2 separate regions of the Homo sapiens genome follow, and region 2 is linked to region 1. The links are chromatin contacts, found by Hi-C or POLR2A ChIA-PET in ENCODE. All regions are on one chromosome and are shown on one strand. Each heading gives the region's core, a stretch centred on a gene start or an enhancer-like site at or near the end of the contact. The rest is flanking DNA. Distances are from core to core; before and after follow the strand shown. Region 1 overlaps DTHD1 (death domain containing 1). Region 2 overlaps LINC02505 (long intergenic non-protein coding RNA 2505).

Evidence for each region. A loop is a pair of places that touch in the nucleus more often than their neighbours do. ChIA-PET counts read pairs that join two places held with the same protein, here RNA polymerase II (POLR2A). Pooled maps may share reads with other maps.
Region 2: a loop to region 1 is called in a pooled map, with 30 times the contacts of the local background. The contact joins two enhancer-like sites. A Hi-C loop is called at or near these places in 7 of 37 single-sample maps with no recorded cell type and 8 of 50 pooled maps. POLR2A ChIA-PET finds 5 or more read pairs at or near these places in 1 of 52 experiments (naive thymus-derived CD8-positive, alpha-beta T cell).

What each region holds. Positions count from the first base shown.
Region 1 is chr4:36,321,637-36,324,581 of GRCh38, forward strand. All of the region lies in intron 8 of DTHD1 (death domain containing 1), which reads left to right. Among named protein-coding and RNA genes, the nearest start is that of DTHD1, 41 kb to the left of the region's middle. Within about 2 kb of position 1,440, at least 5 of the 41 ENCODE cell types and tissues checked have a DNase peak (open chromatin) inside an H3K27ac peak, as active enhancers do.
Region 2 is chr4:36,550,502-36,553,555 of GRCh38, forward strand. The region is part of intron 3 of LINC02505 (long intergenic non-protein coding RNA 2505); the gene reads right to left. Among named protein-coding and RNA genes, the nearest start is that of LINC02505, 90 kb to the right of the region's middle. Within about 2 kb of position 1,275, at least 3 of the 41 ENCODE cell types and tissues checked have a DNase peak (open chromatin) inside an H3K27ac peak, as active enhancers do.

The DNA.
Region 1 (2,945 bases), core at 190-2,689:
TTAACTTGCCTGAATCATCCTGAAACCATCCCTCCAACATGGAAAAATGGTCTTCTACGAAACTGGTTCCTGGTGGCAAAATAGTTGGGGACTACTGCCTTAAAGCATTAGTCAAATCATCTCATGCCTCTGCCCCAAACCCTTCAGTGGCTCCCAGCTTCCATCAGAATAAAGGCTCTGTGTGAACTTGGCCCTCACTGACTCCAAGGCATTCTCTGCTCTACTCGCCTCCTCACTTATTCAACCACAGTGACCCTCTTGAGTTTTTGGAATATGCCACACCTGCTTCTGCTTTAGGTCTTTGTGTTAGTGATTCCCCTTGCTGGAATGTTCTTCCATCAGATATCTGCATGTCTGTTACCCTTACCTCCTTCAGTTCTTTGCTGAAACTTCACCTTCTCTCTGTGGTTTACCCTGACTCTAACATTGCAATCTACTCTTACCCTGCAACCTGACATTCCTAATCCTCTTTAATCTGCCCTATTTTTTCCCTCTAAGTCATTTCTCCGTTTTTACATGTGTTTCTTCATTTGTACATTTCTTGCAGAAAAACCCTCTCTTCCATAACTAGAAAGTAAGCTCTGTGAAGACGGGGAACATTTTTTGTTCACTGCCAAATCACAAGTACCTAGAATGGTGTCAGGCATAAGTTAGATGCTCAATAAACATGAGTGAATGGGTATATATAAATAGAACTTGCATTTTATGGACCAAAAATGTGAGGAGGACAGTGAGAAGTGCCAAGGAAGAAAATAAATTAGCATTAGAAGATGGACAGAATTGGTGGTGTGAGTTGGTAGGTGGGATAGCTAGGGAAGACCTCACTGTGGAGGGGACTACCGAGCTGAGGAGCAACCGGAGACCAGAACCTTCCTGTATGGCCAGGAGAGCATCCAAGTGGGAGACGCAGCAAGTTCCAAGACTCCGAGACGGGCACGCATTTCAAGTCAAGGACTCGAAGGAAGGCTGTGATGGTCAGTGCGCATGTGAGGGCCACAGAAAGATGATGAGGTTTGTAAGATAGTAAGCGTCCTGGTGATACTTCATATTCTATATAATCTTCTGAAAATGATCCCACAAACAATATATTTGAAAATATGTGGCTGAAAAGAATAATGATTCACCACTAAATCTTTCTGAAGTTGTGCCTCAGCCTTTCTCCTTTCACAAAATGTTCAAGTAAATTCAGTTCACACTGCACATAATTGTATTTTGGCAGAAACAAGGCAAGTTTCAAAAAACTCTCAAAGGTTTTTTAGATGGAAGGGAGTGGAGAGAATATTTTGTGCATGTGTGCGTGCGTCTGAAGTCACGCCAGATAGGTGACTATATGCCATTTGCTTATTTGTGCTAACTTGGGTTGTGACTGCTTTTGACTCCTTCCTCCTACTTAGAGGTTTTGTTTTGAAGGAAAGAAGGGCTCCAGATCTGACTGCTGTCACCTATTCGAGGCTGGAGTTTCCCAGTAAAACCTAACCCACACATTTACGTAAGCCATCTGTTGACCCAAGTTTTGCTTAGCCTGAACTTCCTGGATTATTATTTTTTTAAACTGAACTCCTGACATGTGATTTCTAGTAAATAATGATACTGCTTCAACACTTTCTTTCTCACCACATTAAATAACTTGCTGTGTCAAAGGGAGGAAGCAGGCAGATGGCAGTGCAAGAATCAGTTCGTCAGAATCGCCACTTTCACCACTTTGGATTTCATTACCATCTCACTGCTCTGCTAGGGATAATGTTGTTCCTATATTATTTTTTCCACCAATATGAAATACCAAAGCAATTTTGACTAGATAAATGAGATGATTCTGAACCATTAAAAAATGTTTACATCCAAAAGCATTTTAATTCTACTCAGACTTCTCAGTTGCAGTAATTTTACAAAATTATATTAGGGTTGAAGGATCAAATGGAACTTATTATGTTATTGCTAGGTATTTTAAAAAGCAGATTGAAAGAGCACATTAGAAGAAATTCCTATAAGAAAAATCAGGATTTTGTTTTGTTTTGCTTTGTTCTTGCTGTGGTTTTTGAGGGAATAGTGCCCACATTGTGATTGTTAAGTTTTCCATAACTTAGTGTCATGCTTTCTATACTAGAGTTAATTCCAGTAACATGTTTGGTGCATCATGTCCCTTCCCCTATCAATTACAGAAGAAAGCCACTAGGTTCTTGGTAAGTAGAAATATTATGTTAATTTTTTAACCTCTAAAAGTTTCCAAAATCTTCTCACTCTTTCCAATGAGAAGGATGGATGGAGAAGGGAGAACTCTGGCACTCCATGCATCTCCCTTACATGTTATCCTCATGTCTGCAGTTCCACTTTCCTACAGGCAACCAGAATGACCTTCAAAGCCACAATTTTGACCATGTCACTAAGAGGAACATGAGGGGAAAATGAACAAAGCTGGTTTAGTCAGAAACAGGATCCTGTGTTCTTTTTTGGAAAGTACTTTGACAACCAGTTTAATGAGAAGAGATTATTTCCCTTCTCCTCCCCCCCATTCCTTTCTCTTGTTCCCTTTCCCTTTTCTTTTTCCTTTCCCCTCCACTCTCCTCCCCTTATCTCTTCCTCTGCACCTTCTTTTTCCTGTCCCTTCTCCCCTTTCTCCTTCTCTGGCCCCTCTCAACGCCTCCCTCCTCCTTCCTCCTTCAACTCTTGGCTTTAAAAGATAAGGTTTTCTCTGTTTAGAGGGCAGTATAACTAAACAGGAATTGGGCACTGTATCGTTATAGGGCTTTTGATTTTTCTTTTACAAAGGAAGCACAGATATTCCTGCCTATCTAAATAAATTTGATAATTAAAATTTCATTGATGTGTTTGCACTTATTCTCTTAAAACTGTAACATTTAATAAGTAAAAAGTTATGCTCATTAACTCAAACAGATTTTAGTTTATGAACTTCAACTGTTTTTGTTTTTATTTTTTCTTCTGTAGAT
Region 2 (3,054 bases), core at 25-2,524, 230 kb after region 1:
AAAGAAAGGAAGTACCATGTAGAACTTTCTCATATCATAAGTATTTTGCACCAAATTGTACATTACATTCCTCAAATAATTCACAGAATCACTCATCAAAGATAAGTTCTATCTTTCAGGAGCTTCATGTGCACATGTAAATTCAAATCTACCTTTGCATCCACACAATTATTTTTTTAAAAGTAAGAATGAATGCTAGTGTCTTAGTCCATCCAGGATGCTATAAAAAGCACTATGAACTAGGTGGCTTATAAACAACAGAAACTCATTTCCCAGAGTTCTGAAGCCTGGGAAGTTCAAAGTCAAAGTGCTAGTAGAGGTGATGTCTGGTGAGGACCGTATTCTAGGCTGCAGACTGACAACTTTTCATTGCATTCTCACATGGCAGAAAGATGGTGAGAGACCTCTCTGGGGTTCCTTTTATAAGAGCATGAATCTCACTCATGAGAGCTCCACCCTCATGACTTTATCATCTTTCAAAGGCCCCCACCTCCTAATACCATAATATTGGTGAATAAGTTTTAATATATGGATTTCAGAGAGTGGTGGAGAGAAACATTCAGATTGTAGCAGGTAGTAAAGACAATGGGAAAAAGATAGAAGACAGAGATAAATGAAGAACCAGCTCAGCCCCTCTTATTCCCAGACCAAACTGAGGGTCAGGCTGCTCTTTCCTGTGGCCCAATAACTGGATGCAGATGAACTGGGGAGGAAGAGAGTTTTTATTTCTGTAACCAGTTACAGGGAGAAGGCCTGAAAATTATTGCCAGGCCAACTCAAAATTACAAAGTTTCCCAGAGCTCATATAACCTTCTAAGCTGTATGTCTATGTGTAAGTGTGGATTCACCTAAAGACATATGGGATTAACTTCTTTTAATCTATAACTAAGGTCTGAGTCCTGAAGACCCTCCTCTGGAGCCTCAGTAAATTTACTTAATCTAAAGGGGCCCAGGTGCTGGGGTGATTATCTTGTCTCCTGCTAAATCACGGAGGTTTGGGGAGTTCTTTCAGGCTTACAACAAACTTGTTTTTGGAGGCCTGGGGAGTTTCTTCAGACCCACAATAAAACTTGTTTAATCCTAAATGGGTCCTGTTAAGAATTCCTTCTTTATTTTTTCATGCTTTAAGGCCAAGGAAAAGCTTAGGCAAAACTCTTGGTGGGCTCTTTGTTACATTCCAGCCTTTGTATAAGGGCACTGGCTTTTAGTATTTAACTTAACCACTTAGTCAGTACTGAAAGAGTTGTTATGCGTTAGTGAAACCTGGCCTGCCACGCTCTCTTCTCTTTCACAGTGAGTTGAACCAAGGTGATGATTTATAAAGGTATGTGGGAAGTCCCAACATGCTTATGAACATGCTGTTAAAAATGTTCATTTCTGGGAATTGAACCTCAAAGTCCTGATTAAACTTTTTAGCTTATTTCCTAAAGTCCAGTGTGCCGCAAGGCTTTGTAGAGGTTGTATTTGAACAAAGTCTAAGATGGGCTAGGGAGATAACCAGGATGAAAGAAAAATGAAGCTTTGCTCTCTTTCCTTTTTCTTAGTTGGGGACAGGTAATTTTGTAAGAAAAGACATGTTTGAAAGATGAATGAGTCATTTTGCGGGTGATATTGGCAAGAACATTTAGCTTCCTGTGACCACATAGCAATGTTCTTAAAACAGGTTTTGATGTTCAGAGATGAAAGTACCTAACATAGAAAGAGGCATGAATATTCTTGAAAAGAGCTCATATTAACACTAAGTATGTTATCAGGATTATTTTACAAATGATCAAGGCTGCAGTTCCCACTTCCCATATTTCAGTTCATTCCCTGCCAGCATTCTTTGAATTAATTGATACTATCATATTCTATCAATTCTAAGACACTTGAGTTTTCCACATATTACCATCTCGAAAATAGAAATGCATTTTGTAGTTGGCATCATGTGATTGTAAATTGGCAGTTGTTTTTTTTCCTTCCTTTTTCAGGGAAACAAAATAATGAAGTCTCATAATCAGTGCTATCTTCAGATTAATGACATTCTCTATTCAGGAGGTAAAAGGAGACAGTGCTGTTTTTTTGTGTTATTTCTATAAACACAATAACTTATATTGTATGATTCAGAGGGCACTAAACAACTGATTGTAATCTCTGATTATCACACATGACGCCTGACATTCCAAGACTAGTAACCGATTCTTTAAAAGTAAATATTGTTTATTCCTAAAGCTTTAACTCTGAATACTATCTCGTTTGGCAATACTTTGGACTAATCTCTAGGATCCAGAAATCCATGGTTATAATTCACAGTTTCATAAACCTAAAATTGTGTGTGTTAACACTTTTGTGTGTGTATGTGTATATAGCAGATACTTTTAATTCCCTGCCCATATCCTCTTGGCATTAATTTTCACACACACCTGATTGTTTACATGAAAAACTGCAAATTTTTTGAGGGTTTTTTAATATTATGTGTGCACATTTTACTTGCACCTAAAGCAAGCCACAAGTGCTTGGGAGATAATGATCATAGAAGCAGCCTTTGAAAATTATGGAAGGGGCATTGGTAGATAAATATTTCCATTTCTGTGCTCTTGGTTGGGATACCTCTGAGGAATATCGTATACTATCTCCAGATTTCCTCAGTAGGATTGAGTTCTGATTGTCCACAATGATAGCTGGCTTTATCATGAAATTTTATTGGCTTATTTTCTTTACCTCTCTTATTTCCACACTCCTGTGCCAAATTAACTATTTGCCCTTGAATCCTAATAGTTTATACACATATTGTCTCTCTGTGTGTCTGTGTGTGTGCATGCACATTTTTTTAGAGAAAATGTGCTGTTTAATCAAATATGTTTGATTAAGAACAACTATCTTATTATGAATTTGTTAGCTCTTTTAAAAATAGGATCTGATTCTGAAAAGAGAGCTGTGAAAGAATTAGCCCAGCATGCTCCTTGTATGCCTCCATGGAACCTTGGAACCACAATTTACCTTTGACCAACTTCTGGTAATCTGGGCCTCAGAAGACTCTTTATGTTGACGATTGATGATTCTGTTGTATACACC